Linked DNA regions of Homo sapiens: all the other regions are linked to region 3. The links are chromatin loops, found by intact Hi-C in ENCODE. Cell type or tissue: mammary epithelial cell. All regions are shown on one strand.

Region 1 (8,000 bases), 260 kb before region 3:
ATTAACGACCAAGAGGCCAGGCCCCGCATCTTTCTCACTGGCCTTATCTTTTTGAATTGCCTTATTAGTCATGGAGAGTGTTTTGCTGTTTCTGTGTGCCCCAGTGTGTGTGCACCTTTGCCTCCCACATTCACATCAAGGCTCCTCTTGGGAGGACTGCCCTCAGGACACTGGAGCACTTCCCACACACAGACAGCCAGGAGTTCTTGGGAATTTGCTTCTCTCCAGGAGGCCCTTGACCAGTGGTGTGGAGGTACACAGGCCCAGTTCCCTTGGACAACTCGGAGTGCAACTTACACCCCACAGTGCCTCTACCCATCAGAATAAAGTCACTTCTGGGACCTTTGGCCTGAGATTGCACTTGCTCACCTACATCCCTTTCCCTAACCTGGGAGCACTTCCTTAATAAGTCTTTTGCGGCAAATCCTCTCTTCAGCATCTACTTCTAAGAAACCAGACCTAGAACTTTCATCTCCCTTCTCCTCTTTGCAGCTGTCCTTGTGTTTGGGAGGTGCTGCCTAGCTAGGTCTTGCGAAAACAACTCTTCTCCAGAGGCTTAGATACATAGTTGCTTTCTTGTACATTCTTTGGAATGCTTTTCTATCCAGGATTTTTGCTGTGGTCGATTATTAATGTCTGCTGTGGGGTAGGAAGGAGCTGGGGAAGACATATTAGCCCATATGTGAAGTATTTGCCATCCCTGGCCTAGAGGAAAGGATGCAAGAAGGTCTTTTTATTCTAGCCCTTAAGTCAGCCTCTAGCATGGCCCAAAGGAGTCCAGACTTTTCTAAGCAATCCACCTCACTAAGACCTCCAGGGTTTATTGTACAACTAGCAATTGTACATTGACCTGAAGTGATCAACTGTAGGTGCCCCCAGGAATTTGTGGCAGCTGTGGGCAGCTGATGGAAATATGGTATGAGGAGTTCTGGGGCCTATCTCATCATGAGTACCAAGTGTTGGATTAAGGGGGCCGGAGAGTGCGGAAGGCAGGCCCCAGAAAAGCTACTTTGGTGCAGGCAAGCTCTGATAGTATCAGCTCACCTTGAAGTCGGGCAAACCTGAAGTTGAGCATACACTGTACAAGTATCAGAAGTTAGTGTCAATCTTAGAATGCGTTTGAACATCAAGCTGTAGGCAAATAGCAGAGCTGATATTGGGCGATGCTAAAGAGCATAGTCCATCAAGCAAGCTGGTGTCAGGAGTCTGGAAATAGAGGCCAAGTCCCGGAAGTCAAAGACATAGAACATATTACCAGAATGACCCTGAGTCTTTCTCACTCAGGTCCCCTTTTCTTCCTCCTTCAGTTTTATTGAGTTATAACAGACACACTATACAGTGCATAAATCTTACTTAAGTGAATGAGTGAATTTTTACTATTGATGTAACATTTCCATCAACCCCAGAAGGCTTCTCCTTACCCCTTCCTAGTCTACTCCCTTACCAGAGGTAACCACAGTTCTGCTTCTATCACCATAAACTAGCTTTGCCTGCTCTCAGATGTCACATGAATAGAATGCTATAGGATAGATTCTTTTGTATCTATTTTCTTTTGCTGCATATTACATCTGTGAGATTCATCTATGTTGTTGTATGTATAAGTAGTATACAAGTAGTTCATTCTTTTGTGTTGTCAGGCACTATTCCACTGTATGATTATATCCAATTTACTTATCCACTTGGGTAGATCCCAATGTCTTACTATCACTAATGAAACTGCTGTGTACATTTTTGTACATGTATTTTGATGGACATGTGTGCCCCCTTTCCTTGGTGAAAGCTTTCGGAGTAGAATGACTGGGTCACAGGGGAGACAAATATTTACCTCTAGGTGGTGCTGTCAAGTAATTTTCTAAAGTAATTGTACCAATATACACTCCTACCTCCTATGTATAAGAGTTCTACTTGACCCACAGCCTTGTCAACTCTTAGTATTATCAGTCTTTTTAACCCACTAGGGTAGTAGAATCTCACTGCGGCTTTAATTCGCATTTCTTATCTACGGTGCCCAAAAGTTGGCTGTCTCTTCCATGGCATCCTAAAGTTTCTACTTTACCTGACACATAGACAGTCACTCTGAACCCATGGGCGACCCCTGGCACTTAGAAACACAGTTAGCTCAGGACAGAGACAGATAAGGAGTGTGATAAACAGATCTTACTGTAGAACCTTAAGGAAACTGATGGCCACTTGACTCTGACACATCACTGACTTCAGCAGCCACTCTCTGTCCCAGAGTCTCTCCCGCTGAGGTGAAACTTCTAGATGCTTCTCCAGATCAAACTCCAACCAAGCGTTCACCTCACCCAGCAGAGCTGAGGAAGCCAAACTGCCAAGTGAGCTTGGAGAAGGGAGACTGTGAAGATGGCATGACACAGAAAACAATGCCCAGAGCATACAGTATGCAGATGTATGTAAATCATATATAAAAGCCAGAATGCAAGCCTTCAAGTGATAATGCTCTCCAGCTGTCCTAAAGGCTGTCTCCATTCCGGAGAACACCAGGGTGCGCTGGGGAACCAGCAGGCAGCATAGTTCAGCAAGAAGGGTATGGTTTTCCTCTTTCCTTTAATCTGGGAGCATGAGTTCACTAAGTCCCTAAGGATCCATAAAATGTGAAAGTCTGTTTTTTTTTTTTAATTGGTTGTCCATTTGTGTTCAAGTAAATGAGGCACAGCTTCTTCCAGTTGGTCTGCAGCTTGAGTCAGATGGCAAGAGAATGTCACCATCCGAGGCACCTGCTGCAGGCCTAGGAAGGGGCACGGCGGCTCTCCTGAGAATCTGGGATGGTGACCCAAGTATTTAACTCAGAATCAGTAGCCTGACTTGTGTCCCTAAGTGCCACTTATGACCTTGGGCAAGTAACTTCCTCTCTGTGAGCCTCATTTTTCCCATCTGTAGCATGAGCAGATTAGACTAGGATCAACTCTCTAAGGTCTCTAGATTTCTCTGAGCCTGTGATTCCAGGTAGAGTCCCTTCAATCTAAACGCTGATCAGAGTGAGTCATTCTGCCAAAGCACCAATGAATCCATTCCCACGTAGAGCAATTAGAGCTGCGCGAGTTCCTGCCACACGTCCAAGATGATAGAAAGCCCAACCCAGATTCTGTGCTGTATCATTGAGCATTAAGACACAACAAGGGCTCTGTTGCAGCATAATAATGCATGCCTGGCTGATTTATGAAGCATCCAACTTAGAAGCGCATTCTTCGGTAACGCCTTGTAATTTAGGCAGCACTCCATGAAAAACACAGGTAGTGGAGGCAGTTGTGCTCAGATCCGGTTACCTCCCACAACTTCCAACTTCCCTGCCCCTGTGCTGCCAGCCTTCATCTCCCCTTCCACCGTGTTCAGAAGCTTGGCTGCCCCTGCCTTGATCACACCTTTTTGCACAGCCAGTTCTCCCCAGTCTGTGGCGCCCCCTATTGGCTCTGGGATTTTGTCAGACGCTCCAGCTCTGCGTCACCAACTTCTAAGCTGAGCAATGGGAGCTAACGTCACTGTTGCTGTAACCCGTGAAATCTTAGCAATGAGGCCAGGCAGAAGACAACTACTACCAGAGAAACAGAGACATGAGCCTCCACCACAACCCATCTCCCACCCAGCCTAATTTTCTCCATAGCACTTATCTCTACCAATGTTTATATTTATTTTTACTACTTTTGTTGTCTGTCTTCCCCTTTGGACTTAAAGTCCAATGATAGCAAGGCCTTTGTTTTGTTCTTTACGGGATTCCAGCACCTAGAGAGTTGGCTGGCATTAAGGAGGCACTCGGTAATATTTGCCGAAGGAACCATTTATTCATTCAAATAAATAAAGATGTCAGGTGGTAGCAATGGCTATCGAGCAAACTAAAGCAGAGTAAAGGGGATGGGGTGCTAAGAAAATGAGAAGGTTGCTATTTCTGATAAGGTGGTCAGGGTGGGCTCTCTGCTAATGATACTTAAGCAGAAACCTGAAGAAGTAAGAAAATGAGCCGCTCGGAGATAAAGGGAGAAAATGTTTGAGATTGAACAGCTGATGCAAAGGCCAAGCAAAGCCTTGGCATGTTTACAGAGGACAGTGGGCTAAAACAGAGGGCAAGAGCAGAAGGTAATAAGGCCATGTGGTGTCAGGGCCACATCACCTAGAGAGGAGGTCAGCGAATCACGGCCTGTGGGCCAAATCTAACCTATCACCCACTTTTATAAGTAAAGTTTTGTTGGGACATAGCCATGCTTATTTGTTCACATGTTGTGGCTGCTTTCCTGCTGCAGCTGAGCTGAGTAGTAGCCACAGACGCCAATGGTCCACAAAGCCAAAAGTATTTACCATCTGCCCCTTTGCCAAAAAAAAAATGCCAGCCCCTCCCTTGATCACTGTAGGCCACTGTGAGGACTTCAGCTTTTTCTCTAAAGAACATGAGACACCATTAGAGGAGTGACATGAGCAGACTCACAATTTAGGAGGATTGGGATGGCTGCTGAGCAAAGAATAAATTGGAGGGGTGGAAGCAGGGAAATCAATTAGGAGGTGAAAAATGAAGGTGGTTGGGACTGGAAATGTAATCAGATCAGAAGATGCACAAAGTCTAGCCATTCTCACAGCCTGGAGTGAGCAGGGTGTGTTTTGCCCTAATAGATTTTGGCCCAAAGCATCTGGGTTTGTGGGAGGGAGTTGGGGAGTCATCAAACTGAAAGTAGGATGACTTTCATCCAAAACTGAAAGTAGGCAGTTTTTTCCAAGGCAGGAAAGAAGCCACAGCAATGGTGCTAAAGGTTGCAACGAGCTAATACCATTTTCCAGTGATCTCCTTCTGGCTGCATAGTCTGGGCTTGGGCTGGGGTCCAGACAAGACCCTGGTTCACTTCCTGGTACCTTTGGTGCCTCATGGCTTCCCTTACTAAGGCAGACACTCAAATGATTTGAGGGGGCTTGGGTACAGGCCCAGACAGAGGCGTGGGCCAGTGCGTGGAGTGACAACACTGATGAAAGATTCCAGAAGTCAAAAGGAGGTGACAACACAGACCAAAGATCGTAGAAGTCAAAAGGAAGAGAAAAGGAGGTGGTGCCAACAGGAGATGCTCAAAAAGAAAGTGTAAGAGGGTCTCACGTTCTTACAATCAGCCCATGAACTACCAAGACCAGGGACGGGGTTTCGCTTCCCACCATTGCCCTCTGCACACCACACACGCAGGCTGCCCTGTAAATGAGACATGTTTTGCCTGTCAGCTCTGTTCTTGATGTTCTTTTAACCAGACTTCTAACACACACAGTTATTTGAGAAGGGCTCGGTGAGATCATGAGGAAGTCTAAGAAGTCTCAAGAGAAAGGGAATAAAAGAGGAGTTTGGGAGTCTCAGAGCCCTGCACTTAAACTTCATAACTATAACTTATTAGCTGTGTGACCCACTGCAAGTTATTTAACCTCTTTGTCCCTCAATTCCATCACTTGGTAAACAAAGAGGATGAGACAGCAGAGTTGTTATGAGGATTGCAAATAATGGATAAGAAGCCCCTGGCCCATATCAGCAGCTATTATCGAAGGGGTAATATATTATTATATTATAGAAGGAGTAAAATTATAGAAGGAGTAAGCTTCATTTACCAGATGTATAATCCTGAGAAAAATAAATAGCCTTTCCCAGCTTCATAGTTTCCCTGTCTGTAAAATGAAGACGATATCACCTTTACCCTAGAGTCTGGGGATTCAATTCACTCAGAGCAAACTGCAGATATAAAGCACTTAGTGGAGTGTTAGCATAGAACAGACACTCCAGGCAGCCCAGACACCTTTGTTATTTGTGAAAGGTCCTCTGAAGTCAAGACCTTCATCAAGAGGGTAGGAGGGAGACTGACAGAGCAAGCAAGAGACCTCAGGTTCACAACAGGCCAAGGCCAGAGACGATCAAAGGTCAAGGGACCAGGACTGGTAGAGATGTAAGGGTGCCCACCCAACACAGAGCAGCCATGCCCAGTTGAATCCACGTCAACCCAGAACATGAATGGCTCCAATGGGCTTCGGTCCTGAATGGATCTTTCCTTCCCTTGCAAGATCCAGGGTTGTGGGGTGGTAGAGAACAAAGGAGTTGTGGTAGATGACCAGGAATCCCTGGGAGGAAGAGGGAGAAATTCTCCTTCCTTGTTTGCTCCTACTTCAGGCTTCCTCACACCACCGACAGGTAAGGGTTGGCAAGCCCTGGGCATTGCAAGGACAACACAGAGCAGGTGTCTGTGAATTCAAAAGTATTAAGGAATCTGAAGACTAGGAAGGATATATAAGGTCACCTGGGATTGCAGCAGCACAGTGGACAAATCTTTTACTCTCTCTGAGCCTGTTTCTTCATCTGTAAAATGGGGATAAATGGTCCCTGTCTGTTTCATAAGTTTAAATAGTTATGACATTTAGCTATGGTTTGAGAAAAAGGAACTAAGTAATCAAGACCATCTCCATTCAGTCCATTACAAGTTCCATCTCAGAGACAGGAAGATGGAAAAGGAAAGAGAAGGGAATGTGTTTAGATGCCTCCCAAACTCCCGGCCAGCCACAGAGTCAGTGCAACAGCCCAGATTGCCGACCCCAACTCTAGGCATCAGACCTGCCTTCTCCATCATCAAAGGGTGCCTATTAGAGTAGGAGGCTGTGTTGGGACCCTGAACTGCCCCAGTGCATCCTAAAAGAGCAGTTTAGTTGGACCTAATGGGTGCTCTAAGGAGATGTGAGAGGAGACATCATATGGCTGATGAAGGACACACAGCAATGAGCAAGGCAGGAGTGATTAGAAGGCTCAGTCTTCCTGCCTCTGGCCCTCACTGCCAACACCTTGCCAATATCTGAACCCCAAATGGGCCTGAAATTGGCAGAGTCTGCTGAGCCCCTAATGCCTTATAGCACTTATCTAATCGTCCACCATAACATGCTTATGGACCACACAACGAGAGCTCCAAAACGTCCTGCTTTATTAAAGGAGTGAATGAATGAATGACAAAATGAACACTAAATTTTCAAATGCTTATGTTTGATTTCTGCCAACCTCAACTAATACCCGTGTCATGAAAATGACACTCTGGGGCTGAGCGCTGTGGCTCATGCCTGTAATCCCAGCACTTTGGGAGGTTGAGGCAGGCAGATTGCTTGAGCCCAGGAGTTTGAGACCAGCCTTTGTTTTTGGTAGAAACCCCTTCTCTACCAAAAACAAACAAAAAATTACCCCAGTGTGGTGGCAAGCACCTGTAGTCCCAGCTACTCAGGAGGCTGAGGTGGGAAGATCACTTGATCCTGGGAGGCAGACGTTGCAGTGAGTAAAGATTGTGCCACTGCACTCCTGCCTGGGTGACAGAGCGAGACCTTGTCTCAAAAAAAAATTAAATTAAAATTAAAAATAGAAATGAGAGTGACACTTTGTGCCATCTGAGCTGTAGACTAGAAAGTCCCAAAGGACAGATGTCACCTGGGATCAACCCAACCTCTTCTCTTCTCCATAAAATGACAGTGGCAATGGCTTCTGAGTTTACTTCACAAGTAATTGAGAGAGTCAAATAAGAATGGGCATGAACATGCTTTAAATGTAATAGGATGTACAAGGACCTGAAGTTTTCAGAAGCTTCCATGGACCCATTTGAGGTCAAAGGGAAGAACATTACATGTTGGGGTAAAAGGAGGGAGCTTTGATTCTCCAAGCCAGCAAGGCCTTGAATGGTACACAGCCTGCTCCCATGCATTCTTCTCCAGAACTTCATCTCTTAGGCTAAGGAAGGGAGTGTCACAGGAATAGATATAGCAGGAACAGCAGCAGCAGCAGCAGAAAAAAAAAGTTATATTTAATGAGAGCTTACTATATCTAGGGCTCCATGCTAAATGCCCCTCATCATTATCTCATTAAGTCTCCAAAACATCTGTTTCCAATGGGAGTAGTAATTAGATTATGGTTCAGTAAATATTCATTCCCATCTCCCTCCATAGTAGGAATGCATTTCCTACTCTGTAGGAAATTGAACTTGTAGACGCAGGACTTGGCCATG
Region 2 (8,000 bases), 950 kb before region 3:
ACAATGGCTTTTTCATGATGAGAAGAAATTATCTTAGCCATAGAATGAATGAGAAGGAGTAAAACTAAGCACATTAGCTAAGAAGTTGTTAGAGTAGTCCAAGCGCATTGTTTTGAAAGCCTTCACTGTGATAATAGAAGACGGAATGAAAGGAAAGAAATGGAAGATCATCTCAAATAAAAATAACTGCAAGACCAAATCCTTCATTCAAAATTATTATAACAAAAAGTATAATTAACATCTTAATCTAAAGGAAAGAATCAGCCTTCGATTTTATAATTGATATCTCAAAACCAAATTCACTCCATAATAATTCCTTTAGCATCTACCATGTGCCTGGCACTGTGTAGGTACTTGGAATTGAAAAAATAATCAAATCATATCCTCCAAGAGTCCAAAGTCCAGTGGGAAAAATCACATGAATGCATAATTAGGATGCAGTTTGGCAAATGCTGGAGCAACATTCCATAAGAACACCAGAGAGTAGGGTTTTTTTCTTCAATGTCATATTGAGAAATGTTTTGTAACATAGGGCAGGGACCCCCAACCCCTGGACAGCAGACTGGTACTGGTCTGTGGCGTGTTAGTAACTGGGCCACATAGCAGAGGTAAGCATTACTATCTGAGCTCCTCCTCCTGTCAGATTAGCAGGGGGCAGTAGATTCTCACAGGAGTGCAAACCCTATTGTGACCTTCGCATCCAAGGGATCTAGGTTGTGCGCTCCTTATAAGAATCTAATGCCTGATGATCTGAGGAGGAGCAGTTTCATCCTGAAACCCACCCCCACTCCACACACACAACAGCCCTTGTCCAGGGAAAATTTGTCTTCCATGAAATTGGCCCCTGGTGCCAAAAAGTTTGGTGACCACTGACATAGGGGACCTGTGAACTGTGTTTTGAATTAGGACTTTATAAGGCAGAGGAGAGAAAGGAAAGGATGTTCCAGGAAGAGCAAACAACATGTGCAAATGCTCAGAGATGAAGCGGAAATTAGTATTAAAGGATTTACGGCGTGCTTAGGAAGGACTTCGCACTTCCCGGCAACCATTTGAAATTAGGCACCACAATGTGACTTTCTTTGGCCAATGATTCAAAATGGCCACTTCAAGGCAGAAGATCTTAAAAGCCTATCCTTGATTCACTACACACCCTTCCCTCTTCCTGAGGACAGGGCAGATAGTGGAGGCTCCGTAGCCTGGATCTCTAGGTGAGACATATGTAAGCACAGCCTCCTCAGGTTGCGAGATGGACATGTAGAACCAGTGAAAATAAACTTGTGTTGTTTTAAGCCACTGAGATTTGAGAAATTTCTTCTTGCCTCAGCATTAACCCAGTCATTCTGGATTAACACAGAAAATGGAAACTTGAAGGGGAGTACTATGAGACCACAATCCCAAACTCTATGACAGTGGCTTAGTGTTCAGGCAACAGGTGACACGGAAGCTATCACTGAAGGCAAACAAGGTGATGACCAACACAATACCACAGTGAAACCTTTAGTGAAATTGTCTCAAAAACCGCACAGTAGTCTGGGCAGCAGATTATGTACCTAATGCATTGGTAGCTTTAAGGGAAGAGATTGAAAACTGCTAGTATGTATCGGTTGCTGGTGGTTGCTTCAGAAGGTATATTACAGAAAAAGGGATAAGCCCAGAGAACAAATGAGAAATTTGCAATAAGGTGAAAGGAAATAGAGGGAGTCCATAAATTAGAGAACATTTAGAATTTGAAGTAGCATCTGTGTTTCATTCCTTAACAGCAAAAGATAAAACTGAAAAATCTTAGAGGAACAAAGGCAAGAACATGTAGCCTTTTCACAAAGGTAAATTTAGAGTACGGCCTTCACACCTACTGTTAAAATCACTGAAAGAATTAAGGGGTCTCAGATCAAAGGTCTCACCAAAGATGTGGTGTCCATTAAATCCACTCAATTGAACAAAAAGGAGGCTAAGTATGTAATTCTTCCACTAAAGCTTGATGGGCTCAGCAGAGCTTTAATGAAGCAGGAAGCGAAAGGTATGAGCATGAGAAAGCCAAAGAATGTCAGAATTTTGTCTCTAAAAGGACTGTGGTTGAGACAGAGCTCACTGTCAAGTATATAGGAAGCCAACTTAATTTTTGAGGGAGTTATACTACCAAAAGGATCATCAACTTACATTAAAATTGATTGACTGTTTGAAATTCCAAATGACCCAGGGACCCCCAATTGTCTGCAGGCAGCAAGTGTGGCAAGAAGACTGCTCAGTTTTCAGGTGGGCATATTCTTCGGATACCCACTTTGGATTTGAAGGAGAGTAATGGAGAGGAGGACTCTCCCAGAGGGCAGAACCAGGAGCCACAGAGATCCAAGGACAAGGGGGTTACTTCCAGGAAGTGAAAACAGTGCCTAATTAAAGGTAGTCCTCCTGTAATCCCAGCACTTTGGGAGGCCAAGGTGGGCAGATCACTTGAGCTCGGGAGTTCAGGACCAGCCTGGGCAATGTGGTGAAAACCTGTCTCTACTAAAAATACAAAAGTTAGTTGGGTGTGGTGGTGCATGCCTGTAGTCCCGGCTACTTGGGAGGCTGAGATGGGAGCTTGACCACCGGAAGTCAAGGTTTCAGTGAATAGAGATCGTGTCACTGCACTCCAGCCTGGGTGGCGGAGTGAAACCCTGTCTCAAAAAATAAAAATGTAAAGGTAGTCCTCAAAATACTTGAGAAATAAGAATTTAGAGTTGCTACAGCCAGTCCTATGTCTGCTGTGTGTGCCCCCATTCTTCTGTCTGAATGCGAGTCTTTATTTCAGTAGTCCTTTGGTTGCTCCATTTTGGGGTCCTGAGCATGTGGGGAGCATAACTGGCACTGGACTTACAGACTATTGCACCTCACCCCCTGCTGTGAAGACTTCCCATCCTTCCTGTCACCCAGAGATCCTGCACTTTGAGCTACATGCTGTGACCGAATGGCAATTTTGGGTTGTCTCACCCGAAAAAAAAAGGCTGAGCATATTTTGCACGTGCAAAGGACAGTGTACTATGTATTTCAGAACGGGATGGCTCCTTAATGCTCTTCACTAGCGTTTCCGGGTCCCCTTCATCCAGGCACGTGATACCATGGCATTGCTGCACCCCTTCACATTATTACTTGTTTCGGTCATGAGGATGTGAGCAAAAGATTTGTGTCTCGCTTTTGGGTAAAAACCAAAAAAAAATTTCTACTTTCTGGGTAAAGCCGGTGTATGATTCACCATGTTCCCTCCCTTCATGACCATGATCTGCAATATTTTAGATTGTCCTGCTTGGGCGGGCTGGGCCCCGGAGAGAGAACAGTGTAGAACAGAGCCCCCTGCTGACTCCAGATGGAAGTACAGCATGACTGAAATCCACCTTCCTCGTCGGAAGCCTCTCTACAGTTTGGGGGTTGTTGGTTACTACAATTTAATAACAATCCATCCTGAAGGACATGTACACTAAAATAAACTTCGTAAGGTGTAAGCACCAGGTATTAAAAGTTACAAGCATGGAAAGGGAGAAAATAGTCCAAAGAGAATACTGAATTTGTGGACATTAATTATCAACTAGCCTAGATCAAAGGCCTCCCCTAAGGTGGAGTCTAAAGTTGAATCTTTCAAATAATTAAAATGGACATCTATCAAAATAATACATATTTCAAGAATAATGACTTTTGGAAGTCTCAAATGTGGATAAATCTAAACATATTATGATATTTGAGGTGCTTTAATAGTCCTATTATATAATAGAGTATCTTTAAGGTAAGAAAAATATTTTAGTTGCTTCCCAATAAAAAAGGAAGTAAAACTCAAATGCATTAAATCCATGATTATATAATTAACACCGTTAAATAGGTATATACCAGGAAAATATGCTACTTTTATGTGCCATACTATATGATCTTTTTAACTCTTCAGAGATCTTTAGTAAAGTGCTTGCTGATGTTGATTTAAAACATGATTTGGGCTCTGAGGACAAACCAAAACATTAGTTTGGTGATATTACATATTTCAGATTTGATGTCCTGCCACTCTAGAAATACTCTGAATTTATAAAAGCAGGTTGTTATGTCTAAGATTTGGCACTTATCTGTGAAAAGGGAAGGGAAATTTGTTCAGTTTAAGGAGGAAATACCATAATCAGTGCCCTGGAGAACAGCTATTTAAATTGAGTGCTTTATTATGAAATCATGGGTATTTAGCAGAATTATATCCAGATAGCTTTTTTATGTTCCTTTCAACCAGGCAGAAATTCCTTCTCCATGGGAAAATTGAAAATAGGGTATTGACAAATTGTGGAAATAATAAAGAATTCTGTGTAACATCATGAGTTTTTTTTCTGGGCGGGGGGTGGCGAGTGAGGAGGCAGGGGATCTTTGGTTTATTATCTCAGAAAATGGGTCAAGGCACAGGTGGGATCTATGCTTCCTTTCACTTTCTTTAAATCCTGGGCTTTCTGGGAGCCTTAAGAAATTTGTCTTTATGTTCCAACTTTGCTATTCTTAGGTGAGAAATGTTGCAGAAAAATGCTTATTTTATTTTATTTTTTTTACATTGCTCAAAAACTTCACTTTGGCTCATAATGTCGTATGTGCACTTTTTGTCGTATTGTGACTACACCTTTTAAACTCCCAATTTACCAGGGGATGTGTTGTTCTTGATTCACTCACTGATAAGTGAACATCAGAATGCTAACAAAGTGGGGGGCCCGCAGGGGAGCCGCTGTGACCGTAACCCCGATGAAACACAAAGCAGGAGGAAATTGAAAATCGTGTGTGAGTGTGTGTGTGTGTGTGCGTGTGCACATGGCTGTGTGCCTGTGTGTGTACGTGTCTGAGAGACAGGCAATATTCCCGCATTAAGTCAAGAGAGGCAGAGTGGTGATTTCTATTGAGGAAACCAGAAGGAGCTCTGGAAAAATGTCATATCAAGCCTAATGCTCTGCAAATGTAGAGAACTGGCATCTTTTTTCTAAGGGCAGTACATTATGACATTTAGAGCTAAAATTGTAAAATTATGAAAAACATTTTTACATGCTTGGCACACCGTAAGTGTTCAATAACTATTTTCAATTTATAATAATGATGACTGTAGCACATATTTCATTTATGTGAATACACAGTGATAATGGAGACTCTGGGATTCTGCTACGCAACCCTAGCCCCATCCTCCCCTCACACATATACACATCCCAGGGAAATTATTATGGATGAAGTAATCTGGACTGGATGCTTGGCCAGTCAGTGAGTTCTGTATTGTCAATCCTTGACGTTTTCTACATTCAAGTAGAATGGAGATAGTCATTCACTAGGTGGAAAGAAGGATACAAGGGGATTTGATGCGGGAGAAGAGCACTCCACCTTAAGCTGTCACAGAGGGCTGACAAGGAAGAGAATAGTGCAACATGAGGTGGGACCACCACTGAGGTCGATGGCTGGGAGCTAGAGACATTCAGCTTTAAGCTGGCTAGGGACATGTATCAGACAATGATCAGCATGTCACAAAAGCTGCCACGGACTGGTCAGGCCCTACCAGGAACCCTAGAATTGTCTAGGACACTGGGGATGGGAGCAACTGCGAAGTCAGTCTGAATTCAGAGAGATAAAATACTGAGTTTATGTAAGAAAGATCTTTTCCTTCCAGGGGACAAGTGGAGCCAAGATGATGCCAGAAAGAAAGGTTGATGGTGGTCAGACCAAATGACAAAGATCTAGGGAGACCTGAGGGTCCTTTCCGATCTGGAAAAGGAGTTAACTCAAATCTAACACCTGGTACCTCACAGACACCTGAATGTATTTAGCCACAAGTGTCTTTGTTTTGCTTCTGTTTCCCCCAATTTAGTTTCTATGACTTAGTGACTCAGGCTTTTAAACCTTCAGAATGATGATGGATGTGATAGTTGGGTCAGAAGAAACTAAAGCTTTTTCACACCTCTCCCTAGTTCCATCCCATCTCTCTGCCTCCTTTGGACTTTCTGCCATGCCATTATTTGGCCAGTGTGGGGAAGGCGATACCTCAGATTCAAATTTCCTTTCCAATTGAGAGTTCACTGAATACCTGGTGTGTTTTAGGTGGCTGGGGCGCTTGATGCTAATATGCTCACACAGTAACTTCTAGGCAAGATGCTAGTGCTTTAATAGCAATTTCAGGGGACAGTGCCTTCCCCACCTCAATACATTCAATTATGGATGTTAGATATTTGGGCACAGTTATTTATTTTAACGTTCCATAAATATCAACATGCAGCCGTCTACCTACTCCACCCGCCATAGCCGTAGAGACATGCTTCATGGCTTTGTTCTGAAGTTCCCTAATTGATCTTCCGAACTTGTTCTGGACATTAATCTTTTTGGGGATTGATGATCAGGGCTTTATGTGAGTCTCTTGAATATTGTCATTCAGAGAAACCCTGTGCGTTTAGACTCTAGTCTTGGGCTCAGATTGTTTTCCACAGATGCCATTCTGGTGTTAAAGTAACCCATGGAAACATATGCAAAGTAAGTGAAGCCAACCAAAACGTTATTTTTTTAACTGACAGGTGAAAAAACAGGAAATAATCTTAAAAGTCTAAATTAGTATTTTAATACCATGTACTGTTTCGTTTTGTCAGGATAAAGTCCAACTAGTTTGGCAAAGCCCATTTAAGGCTCTTAACAATATTGCCCACATATTCCCCAGGGCATTTTTCCCAACTGGTTTCTTCAATCCAGGTCCACCCGACTCCTCACCATTCCTCAAAGGTAAATGTCCCTTTACAAGCCATTCTGGGCCCTGGCCATGCCATCTCTGTCCCTAGAATAAACTTTCTTCTTTTTTTTTTTTTTTCCTTAAGAAATTCCTACTTCTTCTCTAGATTTAAAACCAATGCCTCCTCTTTACAGGCTTTGCTTGGTCTACTTGAGTTGTTCTTTCTCCCAAACTTCTACTGTCTTCATCCCTAACTTGATTACATTATTTATGAAAATATATTGTGGGTATCTATTTACATGAACGTCTATCCTGTGTGCTCCCAGTGAGAAGGGACTCTTGTTTTATTCATTTTTGTAGCTTTAGCACCTAACAGTGTTGTTTGCCCTAGAAAAGAAACTTAATAAATGTTTGGGGAATGAATGACTAAAAATAAGTCCTAAAACGTATAACGCAGTCTTGTTAATAGGAAACATTTGTCTTGACACATGGGATAAGGTACAACACAGGACATGAGAGAAGGAAAAAGAGGAATAGAATAATTCTGTTATAAAATATCCTTGTTAAATAAGCCACAGGGTATTTAAAACTGTGAAACATTAGACACATTTTACTTAAAAAAAAAAAAACCCTTTACTATAAATTATTACTTGCCTCTTGAATAAGAAACACAATTCCAGCCAGGCACGGTGGCTCGTACCTGTAATCCCAGCACTTTGGGAGGCCAAGGCGGGTGGATCACCTGAGGTCAGGAGTTTGAGACCAGCCTGGCCAACTTGGCAAAACCCTGTCTCTACTAAAAAAGTACAAAAATTAGCAGGGTGTGGTGGCGCATGCCTGTAATCCCAGCTACTCTGGAGGCTGAGACAGGAGAATCTCTTGAACCTGGGAGGCGGAGGTTGCAGTGAGCCAAGATCGCGCCACTACACTCCAGTCTGAGCAACAAAAGTGAGACTCCATCTCAAAAAAAAAAAAAGAAAGAAAGAAACACAATACAATTCCTAAAATATGACTATCAATTATCGAGCAATCAGAATTTTAAAATTACATTTAACCCACAAGCTGGGAGATGCCTAAGTAGGTGGAATTCATTGAGCTCTGAATAAAATTGGCATGCCCTGATTTTCTGACACTAAGGTGCTGAAATGTGCTGTCAGGTATTAACATGTTTGTTGATGGTAACTTGGCTTAGCAGGATAGAAACTCCAGTCTAAGTTTTATGATTACATTTTCATTACAAAACACAGATCTATATCTAAGGCAGCTTATTGCCTGGAGTTATTAGTCATACGCTGGTACAATGCTTGACTGCTGTTATCCC
Region 3 (8,000 bases):
TCCCAGCTGCTGGCAGCCTAATCCAGCAGCCATGCAGGGAGTCTCGTTACGCCCGTTTCACATGGGTCATGTCAAGTCAACGTGTATTTCTTAAATGCCTCTGACAAGCCCAGAAAGAGGGTGGAGCCCCCAGGGCCTCAGTGACTTCCTCTGCGAAACGAAAGACTTGCACTCGCTGCACTTGTAAGGTGCCTCCCACCTCTGAAGTCCTGAGATTCAGGATTCCGCTGGGGGAAGGGTGGCTACTGCCCAGGGTTGCCAACTGCCAGCCCCGCCCCTGGCATGGCCCAGGCCCAGTTCCTTTCAAGCCTGTGCACCTGAGGCTTCATGTGGGCAGAGTAACCCCCAGTCCAGATATAACCACACGGAGATGAGGGGACGTGTGTGTCATGAACACAGTCACGGCCCCAACACTTCTCCACGGCTGAGTCCCAGCCCTGCCTCCTCCCTGGCCCCCAGCTCTCTGGGCCACTCTGAGATGGATGGCAAAGAGGCAGATGCTTGTCTAGATGGTGTGGTTGAAAGGGAGTCCCCGCACACCCTCCAACTATCTCGCTCACAGACCTGCCTAAAATCCTCATCACAGGCACTTCGATTCTTTGCATTCAGGCATCTTACTTCCAGAAGTTTCCTGTTAAATGCAAATATACACAGAAGAGTCACATGTACTCAGCCTTGGACTTCTTTTTCCAATGCCACCCTTTCACTAACATGTACCAGCTCCCCTCACTACTCCCCAGCAGCCTGAGTCCAGAGCAAAGACCTCTGGCAAACACAAGAACTCTCCCACCAAGAGAAAGGCAGAAACCTAAATTTATGGAGAAAAAAAAAAAAAAACTAGATAGGAAGAGGGAGAAAACAAATAGTCATGCTATCTGACTTCCACCCTGATTTATTTTATGCCCTCCCACAACTAGGGAAAGAAATAGGAATTGGAAGAGGAATTGGTTGGAAAAGAAGAAAAGGATAAGGGGTAACGTAATGGTGATTTGCATACCCATTGTCTTACGAGTGTATTTAGGAATAAAAGTTCTCACTTTTTAAAGTTGTAAAGCCCCATCACATTTTGTTTGATTTGGCTACATGAAACTCTCCTTAAATTACTGCACATGTTTATAAACTTGAATGAATAAAAATTAATTTTGAGTGGGGAGACTTAGAGGGATACGTGTAGCTACACAGAAGGAAACCACAGATATGCAGAACTGGAATTAGCTCTCCGCCTTCCTCACTGAAGCCAGAAGAAAAACTGGAGTCACCATGCATGGAGCAGAATTTAGACCACGTGGAAGACTTTCCTAAAGGAGAGTTGTTGAAACTGAAAGAGAGAATTAGAGGAGATTGGGAGATTTCTTTTTTTGTAAATATTTTTTAAACAGAATCTGTCCCATTTGTGATGGGCTGAAATGTGTAACCGCACCCCCCCCACACACACACACCATTCATGTGTTGAAGCTGTAATCTCCAGAGGGGCAGCATTTGGATACTGGGCCTTTAGGAAGGTAATTAAAGTTAAATAAAGTCATTAATGTAAGGCACTGGGTTTACCGGCAGAAAACACGGCAGCATCCCCGTCAGGAGTCCGGCAATCTCCTCACAACACTCTGACCCATTGGTTCCAGAATCCATGTCCTTTTTTTGAACATACCACCTCCAGGCCTACTCAGCCATCCTTTTTTTTTTTTCTTGGAGTCTCACTCTATCACCCAGGCTGGAGTGCAGTGGTGCCATCTTGGCTCACTGCAACCTCTGCCTCCCAGGTTCAAGTGAGTTTCTTGCCTCAGCCTCCTCCCAGATAGCTGGGATTACAGGCACCCACCACCACGCTCGGCTAAGGGGTCCAGATTCGACCTGTCAAGAAATAAGAGGATGATGCTGTAGAGAAATGGGAAACAGCCATTGTCCCTCACAAACAAACCCAACAGGGGCAGGCAGTGTGCCCCTGTACACCAGGAAGGGATTTTTTTTTTTTCTTTGTAGACAGTCTCACTCTTTTGTCTAGGCTGGAGTGCAGTGGCGCAATCTCGGCTTACTGCAACACCCACCTCCTGGGTTCAAGTGATTCTCATGTCTCAACCTGCCCAGTAGCTGGGATTAAAAGCATACACCACTACACCCAAGTAATTTTTCTATTTTTAGTAGAGATGGGGTTTCACCATGTTGGCCAGGTTGGTCTCGAACTCCTGGGCTCAAGTGATCGGCCTGCCTCGGCCTCCCAAAGTGCTGGGATTACAGGTGTGAACCACCGCACCTGGCCTGGAATGGCTTCTCGAGTCAAAAAGAACCAAAGAAGAGACTGATGCCTTACACTAGGGATGGTGTCAGGAGACAGCTGCCTTCAGGAAGCTGGAGGTGCTGGGATGGGGAAAATGAGGGAATTTTAAAAGGAAATTTGGGGGTAAATATCTCAGCTAAGCATGGGCTTAGGGAAAGGAATTGAACTGCCCCCAAAAGCTGGGACAACTTGCCTGTTTTGAACAAACCTCTGGTTAACATTAAGAGTAGAAATCTGTACTTGATAAAGGACTTCTGTTCCAAAGCTTTTGAAGGAGGAGAAGTGAAGCTATTTCTTTTCTTTTTTTCCTAGTAAATATTTGTATCAAAAATTCTCAAGTTTGTCGCTATTAAAACGAGGTGATGTAGGTGTTTTCATTGGTACTAAGAGGAGCAGGTAAGCTGTGGACTACTGGTAAGCTGCTGGAGGCAAGACTTGATTTGTAGTATTTGCCAATTTCTGGGTTATAAATACTCCCACCAAGGCTGATTTCAAGCTACCAATGGTTTAACAACCAGCTTGCAAAATTCCTATTTAACCAGAGTCTCTGGCAAGTCACCACCAGCTGGCTCCAGCCAACTTCTGCAGGGCATGCAGGCTGAGCAGTGGCAGGTGACCCAGCACAGAACCAGCAGGGAGAGCCAGAGGCCTGGAGAGCAGAGGAGAAATCCCAAGGGTGATGTCAGGAACGCAGGCAGATCCTCCTTTCCAAGATGCATCGCTTCACGAGCACTACTGGAGGTCCAATGTCATGGTCATCCAGCTGTCCCACTTCCTGGAAGGGAGAAGCACATTTCTGTTCTTTGGGATGCACTACCTTATCCCCTGCACACTGTGATTGTGCCATCTGCAGTCCAAGGGAAGAGCAGCAGCCACAGAGAATACCCCAAATCCACCGCAGTCTTAAACTTCCAACATGTCCACAAGAACTTTAGTTTACAGAATAAAGAAAACAAAGGGAAGGAAGGGAATTTTATTTAGAAAAGATCTTCACTAACCATTGTAAAACCAATGAGCCCCACTTCCCCAGGGACCCCAAGAAAATGCCAATGGTTTCCTCCATAAAGTGAGGAAGAGAAAAGGAGTTTCCAAAATCCATGTTTGGATTTGGCCAGACACGTGCTGAATGCTTTTCCCCAGCAGATAGCAACAGGACCCGAGCAATTCCATCACCCATCTACCCCTGACCTTCTGTAGATGACACCTCTTGACTGACCTATACTCTGCACACTCACGTATAATTCATTTAGAACTTCATTCTGTGATCCAGTGTGTCTCAAATAAAATACAAACATACATTTTTGTTTCCAAAACCAAACCAAATGCAAAAGCTGAGACTGGGGCTTATACCTCCCTAGCTTACCCTTCAGTACCCAGCCCTGAGCTCTCCACTTGGCCAATGTTCCATACATTTTTGTCTTTCTCCCCTGCAGAAATTCACCAGGGGATTCTCTCTAAAGGCTTATGCCAGTCACTTCCAGGGTGTTATGAAAACCTATTTTTTGGCCCATGGGGCAGAGAATTGGGTAGAATTTGAGCCAGCACTGGCAAGCATTAAACTAATGCTTGATGAAGTGGATTAACTAAAAGATAGGATTATCAATACATAACCTAGTGGTTCTTATTATATGTATGTGAGTTATCCATTTAAGAGTCCAGGTAGGGTAATACGTTTAAACAGTGCATACGTAAGAAGACACAGAGGGTGTGAATGATGCATATGTTTCCACCAGCCCTCTGGCTGTGCTTCAAGCTGAAAACTCCTGCATTTCCTTGGACTAAGGAACCACAACTAAGAAGGCATTTATTGGGAACGATAAAGGAGAAAGGGTGACCTCTGCTGGGGAAATGAGTTTGTATCTCATTATTTTCTCCAACTCTGTGAAGAAAAAAGTGAATAAAGTGGGAGGAGGTAGAAATGTAACAATGTCCTCCAGGAACAAATGATCATTTTTCCCCACTAATAATTTCTACAATCTCATCAACAAAAGGTCATTGTTTGTTTGGCACATGAACTCTTTAATGATGTGTAGAAATGAGATTCGACTAGGTTTTATAGTGTTTAATAATCATTCTCTAGAAAAAAATGAAGAAATGCTTTCATTTGGAACTGAATAATTTGCTTTATTTTCCTTTTTCTTTTTTGATATTTCACTAATGAAATGAAGAATCTGCAACTGCTTTTTAAATATGAGAACTACTTAGAATAAATGAAAGTCCAGCCCCCAAATGTCTCATTAAGGTCTACAAGTATTCGTTGGATAAATCCACATTTTAGGAATTAAAATATTAAAAACACTTTCAAACAATCTCTACATTTTACAATTGAATGTTTTATGAAGAATGGGAAATACATTACATCGCTTTAAAACTCAGCAATGCTCAGAACAAAATCACTTCTTTGTCGTTCTCATTACATTGCTTGATTTCACTCCTTTGCGTGTCTTTCATCGCCTTTTGACGAGCAAAAAACATGTGTTGTGCCACTGGCCCTCCAACAGCATTCAGTTATTAGTCAGACTTTCCCTGATTCTAGACATCACTTTGGTCTTTAGCTTTGCCAAGTTTAAAGCAAAATACCTAATTTCAAGTTTTCCATAGAAAAGCTGGGCAAGATCCTTTTAAATCTAGCTTTTTAATTGTGTGATGCTGGTGCACATGTAATTCTTCTGTGTGTGTAATTAGGCTCATCAAGGGAGGGAGTGAAGAGGGGACACACAGGAAAGCAGACTTGGAATATCATTCAGAGTTATAGAAGCTGGATTACACTTTTGGGAAACCGTATGTCCTTTGGGAGTCATGACTATAAAAGACATCAGTATCCACTGTAATGGAACCCATGCTCTATCTTTACCAAAAAAATTTAATAAATCAACTTAAATAGAGTGTTTCTTTAAATACCTGTTTATATGTCCTACATAATAAAAGAATTGTATCTTTGTCAGATGCTTTGCTTAAGCTAGTGCACGCTTCCTTCCCACTTCCCTCAGCCTGATGACACAACAGACTATTTCATCGTCAACACCTTTTTGGAAATTGGGCAGAGAGGACAGAGAAAGGGGAAAGAGTAGATTTAACGTTTATTGGTTGGGTTCCTGCCTGGGCCTAAACTGGGGTGGGTGGGGAGGAGAAAAGAATAGGAGTGAAAACAGGTCAAACAGGACTCATTCCCAGCACTTGCCATGACCTCTTCACTCCCTTGCTTTTTCCTCTAATATCATAAACGTATTCATTCTTTCCTCAGAATATCAAGGAGATGTATTCTTCCTTGAAGGCAATGTTTTTGCTTCCTTTTGTTTTATTAAAAAAGTAGACAATGAATTAAGAAATTAATCAATTCTAAATGTTCATATTTATTTAAATGCCAGTATGCATCGAGTTTTTAAAAAATTAACATAAGACCCTAAAAATTCAAGTAATTGTATCTAATATTAATGACAAGAAACAGTAAAGATGGAAGAAACATATTCCTGAAACCATATGTATTTCTTAGAAAAAGGTGACCTTACAGGTGTAATCATTCATATTAGCATTCGATAGACAACCATCAGTTAAGTAAGTCACTACAAAGGCCTAAGTCATTTCTCTCATTTGATTAATATTAAGCACCTGCTGTATGCCATGCACTGCGCCGGGCATTAGGGAGACAACTCTAATAAAGTCAGATTTCCTTCTGGTCCTTCTGGAGCTTATAATATCATGCCAGACATCAATCAACCATCCACAATTTTAAATATAAAATTACAATAGTGATGAGTGCTACCACTGAGAGGTAGATGGTGCTACGGGAGCATTGTTTTTCTTAAAGAATTGTGTTTTTAAAATCCATCTGCATAGTGGGAAAATCCAGCATTGTTGAATTCTGGCCTAGGGCAGAAATAGCTCAAATCAAAGAACTAAAATCAACATTTTATAGGAACAACATGACCGAGCAAACTCTGAGGTAGTGGTCAAAAAGGTGCTTGATTCAATTTAAATATATTTGTTCAGCATCTATGCTATGTAAAGAAGTGCTTATCAAACTTTCATGTGCTCGGGAATCTCTTGGCAATCTTATTCAATGCAGATTTTGCCTCTGTAGGCTCAGGGTGGGGCCTGGGATTCTGCATCTCTAGCAAGCTGTTAAGAGATGCTGATGCTTCCGGTCCCTTCATCATACCCTAAGTAGCTCCAGTTCAGGCCAAGATGCTGAACTAGCGAGGCTGCTGGATGTCCATCCCACCTCTCACCCCTATTAACCCCACAGGAGCCAGAAAAGTAAAGAAGAGAACACTGTGAGAAGCTCTTGAGTTGACTGGGGATGTTATTTCAAATGAGGTTGTGAAGTGGTGGCTTTGTCCCAAGGCAGGAAGCAGCCCAGCAGGGTTGTGGGAAGAGAAAATAGAAAAACTGGTGGAATTCTGCTCTCACCAACCCCATATCTCCTTGGGGCAAACAGTGCCTGCACCTCACCTGCCAAGCTCAGATATCCTCAGAAGAAACTGAGGATCCTCAGAAGAAATAATCTGGAAGTTATTTCTATGTCTCTTCCCCTTCAAACTCCCAGGGCTGGAAAGTGACAATCTGGTCTTGATGGTGGGCCTCAAACTTGGCTGAAGATACAAATCATGTGGGGAGCTTGAAAGTACTTGGATTCCACCTCTAGAGATTCCATTGAAATTGCTCTGGAGCATGACCCAGGCATCCAGATTTGTAGAGGCTTCCCAGGTCATTTGAATGTGCAGCCAAGATTTAAAACCACTGAATTCTGACTGTCTCCTGCAAATCTGCTTCTCTCTGAGGGACAAAAGATGAAGGCCTGAGCTAAAAGCTTATTTTGTGAGATAAGGAGCAACGGAATATAATTTTCAGAGCTCTCCACCCTGGGGCTCATCTAGCCCCATCCCCTGAGTTCACTGGAGCTAACACGCCTGGACCTGCCTTTCTCAACTTGTACTGCCTGTGGAGTCAGTGCCCTAGGGAAAAAATGAGCACACAAAACAAAATAACAGGACATTTGAGGAGCACAGACATCTCTAAAGGAAGAGGGCCTCCTGGATGACAAATTCCAACAGAAGCAGAAATATTAGGACAGATGGATCAAGTATTTTTAATCATCCTGGTAAATATATTAAAAGATAGAAGGAAAATTAATAAGAAGCAAAAAAATATATAAAGAGAATCAAGCAGAAATACTAGTAATAAAAATATAAAAATACAAATAAAGAGCAGAATTGATGCTACTGAAGAACAAATTAGTGATTTGGTATATCAGATTGAAAAAACATATATCAGAAGGTAGATGAAAAGGACAAGGAAATAGACAATATACTAATAAAAAGAAAAGCTAAGAGATAAGGAGAACAGATGCAGAGGTACTAACATCCAGACAGTAGGAGTTCTATTTAAAAAAGAAAAAAAATAGAGGGGAAGAAGATTTGAGGACATAACAAAGATCAATTATTCTGCCACATCTATAGAGAGAGAAAGTGAGAGCAGAATACACACAAACACACACACACATGAGAGAGAAATAAAGGAAAAACTCATACCTAGGTATACTATAATAAAACTTAAGATTTTTATAAAACAAAAAAAAGTTCTAAAAGCTGTCATAAAAAGAGGAGACCACATACAAAAGAACGAGAATCAGATTGGCATCAACGATATTGGATGCAAAAAAAAAATGGAGTAACGTTTTGACAGAATTGAAGGAAATAGAATTTAGAACCTATTATTTTATAGT

The links. A loop is a pair of places that touch in the nucleus more often than their neighbours do. Peaks named below come from ENCODE experiments on the same cell type or tissue, not always from the same donor. Only the 100,000 strongest peaks of a DNase experiment are listed, where the experiment ranks them.
Region 1: a loop joins it to region 3, with 26 times the contacts of the local background. A loop is called at or near these places in 18 of 110 quality-filtered maps.
Region 2: a loop joins it to region 3, with 8 times the contacts of the local background. A loop is called at or near these places in 17 of 110 quality-filtered maps.

The regions. Positions count from the first base shown.
Region 1 is chr2:219,992,851-220,000,850 of GRCh38, reverse strand. The region is part of intron 1 of LOC105373891 (a long non-coding RNA gene); the gene reads right to left. Among named protein-coding and RNA genes, the nearest start is that of MIR4268, 90 kb to the right of the region's middle. In mammary epithelial cell, CTCF peaks have their summits at 1,794 (motif pointing right), 2,508 and 3,417 (motif pointing left); no DNase peak of the experiment used is centred here.
Region 2 is chr2:220,682,750-220,690,749 of GRCh38, reverse strand. No RefSeq gene overlaps it. Among named protein-coding and RNA genes, the nearest start is that of MIR4268, 780 kb to the right of the region's middle. RefSeq lists an enhancer at 3,187-3,481. In mammary epithelial cell, a CTCF peak has its summit at 3,331; DNase peaks (open chromatin) are centred at 3,289 and 7,899.
Region 3 is chr2:219,732,504-219,740,503 of GRCh38, reverse strand. It overlaps LINC02832 (long intergenic non-protein coding RNA 2832), which reads right to left. Exons shown (of 2, transcript NR_185880.1): 2 at 2,576-3,050. It overlaps LOC105373887 (a long non-coding RNA gene), which reads right to left and starts at 1,705. Exons shown (of 3, transcript XR_923923.2): 1 at 1,549-1,705. In mammary epithelial cell, CTCF peaks have their summits at 3,124 (motif pointing left) and 4,097 (motif pointing left); DNase peaks (open chromatin) are centred at 4,063 and 7,203.